Linked DNA regions of Homo sapiens: region 2 is linked to region 1. Evidence: read pairs that join two places in POLR2A ChIA-PET (ENCODE). Cell type or tissue: Caco-2. All regions are shown on one strand. Links, peaks and the distances in the headings refer to the core of each region. The heading gives the core; the rest is flanking DNA. Region 1 holds the start of FUT2 (fucosyltransferase 2 (H blood group)). Region 2 holds the start of LOC105372432 (a long non-coding RNA gene).

The links. Peaks named below come from ENCODE experiments on the same cell type or tissue, not always from the same donor. Only the 100,000 strongest peaks of a DNase experiment are listed, where the experiment ranks them.
Region 2: POLR2A ChIA-PET joins it to region 1 with 13 read pairs; 4 of 35 experiments call an interaction of 5 or more read pairs at or near these places.

What each region holds. Positions count from the first base shown.
Region 1 is chr19:48,693,563-48,698,925 of GRCh38, reverse strand. FUT2 (fucosyltransferase 2 (H blood group)) reads right to left here and starts at 2,955. Exons shown (of 2, transcript NM_000511.6): 1 at 2,837-2,955. RefSeq lists enhancers at 1,993-2,556, 3,121-3,684. In Caco-2, for the core only: no CTCF peak of the experiment used is centred there; DNase peaks (open chromatin) are centred at 2,995 and 4,275; H3K4me3 peaks cover 1,552 bases.
Region 2 is chr19:48,804,717-48,810,079 of GRCh38, reverse strand. BCAT2 (branched chain amino acid transaminase 2) reads left to right here. Exons shown (of 11, transcript NM_001190.4): 2 at 3,006-3,080; 3 at 3,363-3,563. LOC105372432 (a long non-coding RNA gene) reads right to left here and starts at 2,711. Exons shown (of 3, transcript XR_936017.4): 1 at 2,681-2,711; 2 at 1,981-2,111. RefSeq lists an enhancer at 2,917-3,588. In Caco-2, for the core only: no CTCF peak of the experiment used is centred there; DNase peaks (open chromatin) are centred at 2,039, 2,759 and 3,269; H3K4me3 peaks cover 1,337 bases.

The DNA of each region.
Region 1 (5,363 bases), core at 223-5,222:
GACACAGAGAGAGGCAGGACTAGAGAGACAGGGAGAATGAAACAGACAGGGACCAGGCATGATGGCTCACACATGTAATGCTAGCACTTTGGGAGGCTGAGCTGGGAGGATTGCTTGAGTTCAGGAGTTCGAGATCAGCCTGGACCACATAGTGAGAACTTGTCTCTATTTTAGAGAAAATTAGGCCAGGCGCAGTGGCTCACGCCTGTAATTCCAGCACTTTGGGAGGCCAAGCGGGGGCGGATCACCTGAGGTCAGGAGTTTGAAAGCAGCCTGACCAACATGGAGAAACCCCGTCGCTACTAAAAATACAAAAATTAGCCAGGCGTGGTGGCACATGCCTGTAATCACAGCTACTCAGGAGGCTGAGGCAGGAGAACCACTTGAACCTGGGAGATGGAGGTTGTGGTGAGCTGCGATTGTGCCATTACACTACAGCTGCACTCCAGCCTGGGCGACAGAGTCAGGCTCTATCTTAAAAAAAAAGAAAAAAGAAAAGCAGAATGTTCTACACGGATGTCCCTGCCTCCTTGGTAGCTCCCTACCTCCTTACCCAGGAAGGAGGAAGGTGGCTGCTGAGTGGCCCAGAGCAGGAAGCTGGGCACTGACCTTGACTGGAGCCTGGAAGGAGAGAAGGAAGAGGTGGGGAGGCCTCACAGAGCAAGCTGCGCTATGAGATTGTGAATTTTTGAGGTTTGGCGAGATGCCCTGCACGGCATGATCAGGAACCTTTTATGTGCTGTGTGACTTTAACCCAGGGCTTTTACCTCTCTGTGTTTCATTGTCCTTGTCTGTCCATCAACAGGGGGTTGTGGGGAGGGATAAAAACAACACCTCCCCAGAGGTTTCAGTGAGCTGAGATCACACCATTGCACTCCAGCCTGCACAACACAGTGAGACTCCGTCTCAAAAAAAAAAAAAAAAAAAAAAAAGAGCCAGTGCAGTGGCTCATGCCTGTAATCCCAGCACTTTGGTAGGCTGAGGCGGGTGGATCACCTGAGGTCAGGAGTTCGAGACCAGCCTGACTAATATGGTGAAACCCCATTTCTACTAAATACAAAAAATTAGCCAGGCATGGTGGCTCATGACTGTAATCTCAGCTACTTGGGAGGCTGAGGAAGGAGAATCGCTTGAACCTGGGAGGCGGAGGTTGCAGTGAGCCGAGATTGTACCATTGCATGCCAGCCTGGGCAACAAGAGCAAAAATCCATCTCAAAAAGATACAACAACAACAACAAACCACACCTCCCTTAGGGCTGCGTGGGCACAAAGGGAAATGCTGTATTACATGGGCTGTCCCTGGTATTCAGAGCAGAATTTGTGCCCCAAACTCACACTTATGTCAGGCTTGAACCAAGCACCACTCCCATTCTGCCTGAAGGCATTATTTTTTTTGAATTGCTTTTTTTGTAGGGATGGTGGGGAGGGGGTCTTGCTATGTGGCCCACACTGATCTCAAACTCCTGGCCTCAGGAGGTCCTCTGTTCTCCTTCCTCAGCCTCCCAAAGTGCTGGGATTACAGGCATGAGACACCACACCTGGTCTATCTTACTGAGATTTTTTTTTTTTTTTTTTTTTTTGAGACGGAGTTTTGCTCTTGTTCCCCAGGCTGGAGTGCAATGGCACAATCTCGGCTCACCACAACCTCCGCCTCCCGGGTTCAAACGATTCTCCTGCCTCAGCCTCCCGAGTAGCTGGGATTACAGGCATGCACCACCACGCCTGGCTAATTTTGTATTTTTAGTAGAGACGGGGTTTCTCCATGTTGGCCAGACTGGTCTCGAACTCCTGACCTCAAGTGATCCGCCTGTCTCGGCCTCCCAAAGTGCTGGGATTACAGGCGTCAGCCACCACGTCCAGCCCCGTCCACGTCTTTCTATTGCGGCCCGGCTTCCTCCTCTCCCCTCTGTCCCCTACACCCAGCGCCGGCCCTGCCCCTTCCCAGCTCGCAGCCCCTTCAGGGCTCCCTATGCCTCTTAAGACACAATCCCAGTCTCTCGCCGGCCCCGCACACCCCTCCGGCTTTGTCACCAGCTGTTCCCGTGAAATAACCCAGCTCTCCGCTCACCCGGGGCCCCGTCCTGTCCCCCAGCTCTGAAAGCCTTTCTCTACCCCAACCGCCCCGTGCCCCGGGCAGCTCAGCACATCCGGCTCAGTCGCACCCCACTGCCTCGAGCTCGCTGTCTTCCTGCACCTCCCCGGGATTCCCGGATTCCCGGCATTATCACTTCCACCCTGGGGAGGAGAAGGGAGCTTCAGACAATAACGTAGGGCCATCACTTGGAAACCCCACCTTTATTCTCCGACCCAGAACAGAAGCGGTGATTCAGAGCGGGATTAGGGAGTGCAGGAGGGACGGAGCCGCCCTCCCTGGGCGACGGCAGGGCTCGGAGGTGAGACCAGCAGTTTGGGTTCCATGAAGCCTCTGAGGAGCCCCAGGGTGGAGGCAGGAAAGTCGGGTCACCACCAGCTGTGCGCGAGCCATCTGCACCATTACTGCCAGGGTGGTTCATAGAAACTGCTGAGGGGAAGGAGACAAGGAAGGACCTGGTGGCCCGGGGTGGAGAAGGGGAGGGAGCTGGTGGTTGGAGCTCTAGAAACAGATCCACCTGGAAGGAAGTGGGGAGGGAGCTAAGGAGGGCGGCTGGCTGGGGAGGGGGGTCCTGGCTGCCGAGGGAGGGACCCTCCTCTCCTGGAGGTCCTGAGTTGGGGGTGCCTCCCAGAGGGCACCAGGGACCCACGAGGGCACACAGGTCCACGTCCCAAATCCCTGCTCTCCGCCTGGGCGTGTGTGCAGAGGTGTGCGTGTTGTAGGGTGGGAGAGGAGCCCCCTCACCTTCTCTCACCTGGTCCTGCTGAAGGAAACCGGGACAGAGTGGTTGGGCAGGCACCTCAGTGTTCCCTCTGGGTCTCTCTTCACTCAGGGCCAAAGAAACCCTTCCAGCATCGGTGACTGGCAAACCCCGCCCAGGAGCTACAGGGCTTTCCAGAGCAGGTGTGGCTGGGCTGCGGGAGGGAGGTGAGCCCGTAGCCCCTCCTCCCTCCCCATTGCCGGCCACAAAGTCCATCTTGTTATCTACCCTTAGCTCCTCCACCTGCACCAGGCACCCCAAGCCTGGCCATAAGGGTGGGGGAGAGAGGCAGGACAAGGTCGCATCCCCCATCCGGGTCCCCGAGGGTCTTCCTTGGGGAACTGTTGTGATGCCCCAACAGAAAGGGGCCCCCACTCTGCTCCGCTCCTCCAGGCAGCCAGGAAGGCCTCCAGGAAGGCAGCATGGAGGCGGGGGACAGAGTCCTGCTAGGCCAGGCTCTCGCTGACTCTGAGTCCCCTCAGAGTCTTATATTTATTTATTAATTAATTATTAGTAGTATTACTTTTTGAGAGAGTTTTGCTCTTGTTGCCCAGGCTGGAGTGCAATGGCGTGATCTCAGCTCACTGCAACCGCCGCCTCACAAGTTCAAGGGATTCTCCTGCCTCAGCTTCCCAAAGTGCTGGGATTACAGACGTGAGCCACCTCGCCCTGCCTATTTCAAAAAAATTTTTAAATACAAATGGGCCCGGTGTGGTGACTCACACCTGTAATTCTAGCACTTTGGGAGGCCGAGGCAGGCGGATCAACTGAGGTCAGGAGTCAGAGACCAGCCTGGCCAACAAGGTGAAACCCCGTCCTTATAAGAATACAGAAATTAGCCATGGCCCAGCACAGTGGCTCATGCCTGTAATCCCAGCACTTTGGGAGGCCGAGGCAGGTGGATCACCTGAGGTCAGGAGTTTGAGACCAGTCTGGCCAACATGGTGAAACCCTGTCTCTACTAAAAATGCAAAAATCAGTGGGGCGTGGTGGCATGCACCTGTAATCCCAGCTACTTGGGAGGCTGAGGCAGGAGAATCGCTTGAACTTGGGAGGCGGAGGTTGCAGTAAACTGAGATTACACCATTGCACTCCAGCCTGGGAAACAAGAGCAAAACTCTGTCTCAAAAAAAAAAAAGATGGATGAGGAATTTTACTGAGAGAAGAGGCAGGCACCACCAGAGCTCCCAGCAGTCCTAACAGGAGGAAAGAGAAACCAGCAGCCACTCCCCAGCTTCAGCTAAGCAGCAGGAGGCTACCTACCAGCTACGGAGCTCCCTTCAAACAAACAAACAAAAAAATCAGATCAAGCTTCCCACTCTAACCACCAGTTTGCAGAAAACAGGAGGACAAAGTTCCCAGTGAAACGACACCATGAGGCAGCAATCAGCCCAGTCCAGAATGTGAGCCCGTCCACAGGACAAACGACCTGTTTCCCTGTGATTCAGCGACAAGGAAAAAAGAAACAGGGTGGGGCGGGGAAGTGGGGAGGTGAGCTGTCATAAAATATGCAAAACAGGCCAGGTGTGGTGGCTCACGCCTGTAATCCCAGCACTTTGGGAGGCTGAGTCGGGCGGATCACGAGGTCAGGAGATTGAGACCATCCTGGCTAATACAGTGAAACCCCGTCTCTACTAAAAATATATATAAAAAAAAAATTAGCCGGGCGTGGTGGTGGGTGCCTGTAGTCCCAGCTACTTGGGAGGCTGAGGCAGGAGAATGGCGTGAACCCCGGGGGCGGAGCTTGCAGTGAGCCGAGGTCACACCACTGCACTCCAGCCTGGGCGACAGAGCAAGACTCCCTCTCAAAAAAAAAAAAAAAAAAAAAACGCAAAACAGATTTGGGGCTCAGAGGCTTAGACTTTCCAACTCCATGAATGTCCCACAGATGTTCCAAAGTCATGGGAATGACCTGGGCGCAGTGGCTCATGCCTGCAATCCCAGCACTTTGGGAGGCCGAGGCAGGAGGATCACCTGAGGTCAGGAGTTTGAGACCAGCCTAGCCAACATTTTTTTTTAGTGAAACTCCATCTCTACTAAAAATACAAAATTAGCTGGGCATGGTGGTGCACGCCTGTAATCCCAGCTACTCAGGAGGCTAGGGGAGGAGAATTCCTTGAACCTGGGAGGCAGAGGTTGCAGTGAGCCGAGATGGTACCACTGCACTCCAGCCTGGGTGACAGAGCAAGACTCTGTCTCAAAAATAAAACAAAGTCCTGAGAATGCAGGACAAACCTTCATTGCGTAACTTTTATTGTCGCTGACCCCAGCCGCGTAAACGCTGTGGTAGCATCCTAGGACCTCCACTGTGACAACTAAAAACAACCCCCACAGATTCCCATAACTCCCCCAGGGGGACAGCACTCCGGAATTCAGGACTGTTGCCCTAAACCCTCTGTTTTCCATTTCAGCTTTCCCTTACTGGTGCACGCCCCCATGCTTGGCCACCACGGCCAATTTCAAGCTACCAATAAGAGATCATTGAACATGGAATTGGAAAGAAACGCACAG
Region 2 (5,363 bases), core at 206-5,205, 110 kb before region 1:
GGTGGGGCAGTACTGGGCTTTGACAGGTCCACTTGGGACTGATGTGGACCGTCTCATCATGGCACAGTTCTGGTGTCATAGAATGGCCCTGAACTCATGATGGGACATTCCTAGGCTCTGATGAAGATAGAGATATCCTGTAATGGAGATAATTGGGCTGAGTCCTCAGCTGTGATGGGGACAGTCCCGGGGTGTGGAGAGGACAGTGCTGGACCATGGTAGGGACAGTCTGGAAGGTACTGGCCTAGACAGCAACATAGGGATAGTCCTGGGGATTGAAAAAGACAACAATGGGATTTTTTTTTTTTTTTTAATTTCAGACCTGGTGAATAGGAAATAAGCCCTGATATTTGGCAGAGACAATGCTGGTTATAATGGGGAAAAGTGCTGGGCTTTGGATAGGGGACATTCCTGAGCTGTTTGGGACAGTACTTGGCTCTGCTGGGGACCAGTTCTGATAAGTTACAGGCACAATCTGGACTTGTGATGTGGAGCATCTTGGGCCATCATAGAACAGCCCTGGTCTGTGATGGGGGAGAGTCCTGGGCTATAAAGGGGGCAGTTCTAGACGTGATGGGGTCATGTGTGGGCTGTGACAAGGGCAGACTGCGGTATGATGGGGTCTCTCCGGGGCCGTGATATGGGGACAGTCCTGGAGTATGGAGGGCACTGCTGGGCTTTGACAGTGACACTCCTGGTCTTTGATGGTGATACTCCTGGGCTGTATGGGACATAATGGAGGTTCTATCACATTATAGAGACCTGCCCTGTGAACCCCCAAACGTACTTTATTTCTTTGTCTCGTCTTTTCTTTTTGACCGAGTCTTGCTCTGTTGCTCAGGCTGGAGTGCCGTGGCACGATCTCGGCTCACTGTAACCTCCGCCTCATGGGTTCAAGTGACTGTGGTGCCTCAGCCTCCCGAGTAGATGGGCTCAAGCGATCCACCTGCCTCAGATTACAGGCATGAGCCACCATGCTGGTCTTTTTTTTTTTTTTTTTTTTTTTTTTTTTTGAGAGACACTCTATCACTCATGCTGGAGTGTAGCAGTGTGATCGTAGCTCACCACAGCCTTGACCAGTAGGTCAAGGTGATCCTCCCACCTTAGCCTTCTGAGTAACTGGAATTACAGGTGTGTGCCACCATACCTGGCTAATTTTTAAATTGTTTGTAGAGACAGGGTCTTGCTATATTGCCCAGGCTGATCTTGAACTCCTGGCCTCATGCAGTCCTCCCACCTCTGTCTCCTAAAGTGCTGTGATTACAGGCATGAGCTACTGAGCCAGCTGCCTACTTTCTTTCTTTGTTTTTTTTCTTTTTAATTGAGACAGAGAGTCTTGCTCTGTCGCCCAGGCTGGAGTGCAGTGGCACCATCTCGGCTCACTGCAACCTCCGCCTCCTGGGTTTAAGCAATTCTCCTGCCTCAGCTTCCCAAGTTGCTGGGACTACAGGCGCCCGCCACCACACCCAGCTAACTTGTATTTTCTGTAGAGACAGGGTCTCCCTATGTTGCCCAGGCTGGTCTTGAACACCTGGCCTCAAGCTATCCTCCTGCCTCGGCCTCCCACAGTGCTGGGATTACAGGCGCGAGCCACTGCGTGTGGCCTCTTTCTATGATTAGATCTATTTTGGCATCTCTTGTTTCTTGGCGTCAATTTCTGTTTTTGTTTTTTTTTTTTTCTGTTTGTGCGCCCCTTTCTGTGTTTCTTTTTCTCATCCTTCCTCTTCCATCTCTTACTCTCTTTTTTTCATCTTGGCTCTGAGGGCAGCTCTCCTGCCCACAGGCTGGCTGTCGCACTGTGTTTGTGTCTCTCATACTGTGGGTGTCCTATCCCTCTGGGCAGAAGCATGGCTGCAAGGCTGAGCAGTCTAGATGTCGCCACCCAAAGGCAATCTGGGGACCCACGCTCTGATCACCCCGGAATCCCTGGAGCCTCACACCAGCAAGACCACGCTGCAGGCCCATCTCCCAGCAACTCACCTAGCGACAAGTGACCACGCCCATTCACGTCCATCTTCCAGAATCAGTGCCAACTCACCCAGCTCACAGGGCAGGCCAGGCCAGGCCACTCTGTCTCTCTCAACCTCACGCCCCAACGCCTCCCCACAGGGCTGGGGAAAGAGGCCTTGTGAGGTCAAAGGTCACCAGAGAGGGCCCAGCCTGCTGGACACAGCCAGACCTGCTCTTCCTACTCCCCTCTGGGAGGACCCGCCTGAGCCTCATGCAGTGAGGACTGCAGTGGCTCCCCAGGCCCCTGTAGCTGCCCCTCAGCCCCAGGGGCTGAAGGGAATTGGAGTCACTGCCAAAATGGGTTTGTATTTCAGGTAATCAGAGCCCAGTTGATCGAATACCTTCAGAGAATAAGCACCTGTACTCCTGGGTCTGGCGGAGGAGGGGCTGGGGAACTGGACTCCTGGGTCTGAGGGAGGAGGGGTGGGGCCTGTACTCCTGGATGTAAGGGAGGAGGGTCTGAGGCCTGGACTCCAGGGTCTGAGGGAGGAGGGGCTGGGGGCCCAGACTTCGGGTCTGAGGGAGGAGGCAGCTAGAGTCTGGACTCTTACTTAGGTCTGAGGGAGGCGGGCCTGGGGTCTGCACCCCTGAGCTCTGGGGGAGCAGGACCTGTCGGTCCTTGGTCTTCTAAGGCCTGTCAGCACTTGGGTACCCGGAGGCCTTCACTTACCTGTGTGCCTTCCCTGGTTGTTTTCTTGTCTGAGCTGATCTCCAGGCTGCGACCAAAGGTCTCTGGGGTGGGAGGCGCTTGCGTTTGACTTTGCCGCAGCATGGAGGAGGGGGCGGGAGCTGACTCAGCTCTTTCCAGCGAGCCCTCGTCAGGGCAGGGAGGGGACTTGGCCTCCTTCAGGACCACCTGCCCCGTCTAGAATGGACTGAAACTGGGACAGAACAGGCAGGCCAGTGGGACCTCCAAGTGCAGGAGGTGGCGAGCGAGCTGCCAGGGCCCCTGCTGTGCCCCACTCACCCCCTCTCTCACTTCTTTCTCCACCCAGATCTGGGCACGAAAGCTTCTCTCTGTCCCTTGGCTTCTGTGTGGTCCCAGAAGATATGCCTCCTCCAGTTTCAAGGTGAAAGGAGGGAACTCGATGCTTGGCTCTGAGAGAGGAGGGGGCTGGCAGCTGGTTTTGGGCATCTCCAAAAGGTCCACAGCCCAGAGATGGCAGTGAGTGGTGGTAGCTTAACAGCCTGCCATTGGGCCGCAGACAAGGGATGAAACTGCATGTCCCAGAATCCTCCAGGGTGACAGGTCCTTCTTCTCTATGGGTCTGAGGCCCAGGGCTTCATGGGAGTTGTAGTTTTTCAGCTGGGAGGTTGTGGCCAGATTCTAGGATACCCCTGTCTTTCCTCAGGCTGCAGACCTGCAGCTGGAAATGACACAGAAGCCTCATAAGAAGCCTGGCCCCGGCGAGCCCCTGGTGTTTGGGAAGACATTTACCGACCACATGCTGATGGTGGAATGGAATGACAAGGGCTGGGGCCAGCCCCGAATCCAGCCCTTCCAGAACCTCACGCTGCACCCAGCCTCCTCCAGCCTCCACTACTCCCTGCAGGTGGCATGGCGGCCGGCCTCTCTCCCTGTCCCTGTCTGCATCTCCTCCTCCTTGCTGTGTCTCTTGCCAGGTGTACCTCTCTTGGTTTGTTTGTTGTGTGTTTCTCCTTTCTGTGCATTCACCATTTGTTTTCTGAGGCCTTCCATGCTCCAGGCTCATGCTTGGTGATGCTGGGTTCCCCGAGATGAGCAGACCCGGTTCCTTCACTTGGAAAACCCCATGCTGTGGGCATAACTCAGTATGATCTGTGCTCTGATGGAGGCCCTGTGGAGGCCAGTAGAGACCCCCAGCCTCACTTGAAAGAAAGCATGGCTTCTTCTGGCATAGAGGGAAGCTTAGAGGGGGATGGTGGGAGAGGTGACAGGGTGATGGTAGGAAAGGGGACAGCCGGGGGGCTGGCGGGAGAGGGACAGCCAGGATGATCGCGGGAGAGGGGACAGCCATTGGGGGGGGAGATGGTGGGGGAGGGCACAGCCAGGGGGATGGCTGGAGAGGGGACAGCCAGGGGAGGGATGGCGGGAGAGGGGACAGTCAGGGGAGGGATGGCGGGAGAGGGGACAGCCAGGGGAGGGATGGCGGGAGAGGGGACAGCCAGGGGAGGGATGGCGGGAGAGGGGACAGCCAGGGGAGGGATGGCGGGAGAGGGGACAGCCAGGGGAGGCATGGTGGGAGAGGGGACAGCCAGGGGAGGGATGGCGGGAGACGGACAGCCGGGGGAGGGATGGCGGGAGACGGACAGCCGGGGGAGGGATGGCAGGAGAGGGACAGCCGGGGGAGGGATGGCGGGAGAGGGACAGCCGGGGAAGTGATGGTGGGAGAGGGCCAGCCGGGGGAGGGATGGCAGGAGAGGAGACAGCCCAGGGGGGATGGCGGGAGAGGGGACAGTTGGAGATGGCGGGAAGGGGGACAGTCGGTGGGGGATGGCAGGAGTGGAGACAGCCAATCCAAACCCCAAACGGGAGTAGAGCCTGGTACATTTGGGAGAAATTGCGGTGTTGGAGCATGGTTAAGGAGGCTGAAAATGTCAGGGCCATGGAGGAGCTGAGGGGCTGGGGCCTTGTCCAAGGGTGCTGGGAGCCACTGAGGGCTCTGAGGAAGGGAGGGGCAGGGCCATGTCTGGGTATAGTAAGAGCCCTCTCAGGCCATGTGGAGGGCAAGAGTTGCAGGCTAGGAAGCCGGGCTGGTGACCAGGTAGACCTTGGGCCTGTCCCCACATGGGGACCCAGGAGGAGGAGCGGCTTTGTGGCACCTGGTGAGCCTGAGATACTGTGAAGTTTCTAGGAGACAGATCCAGGAGGCATTTGGTTTTAGGACTTATAGCTGCGGCTGAAAGCAAGGTCTTCAGAAGGAAACTTTGGTTGAGACAAGATTTAAGTGAGCATCTTACAGCTCCAGTAACTGGTTAGCAGGTTGGCTGATTTTAGTCCTCCAGGGCACAGTTCTGTGGCATGAAGACTTTTATTCCATTCCTTTCTTTCCTTTCCCTCCCTCCCTCTGTTTTTTCCTTTCTTCCTTCCTTTCCAGAATTTTAAGGTTTTGTTTTTTCCCCTCTCCCCTCCCACTCTGGACATCTAAGCAACACCAGTCGATTCTGTACAGAGCACACACACCTCCAATCACAGCCAGACACTCCTGCCAGTACATAAGCGTGATGGGCAGGATTCCGCCTGCTGAGCCCCCAGGAAGCTGGTTACTTGGAGACCACCACACACTTCTCCCTTCAGCCCAGCACAGCAGTTGTCCTCTGGCTGGGGACCCAGTACTTTTTCTTCAGCTGAGTGAGAGCAGAGGAAGCCTGTG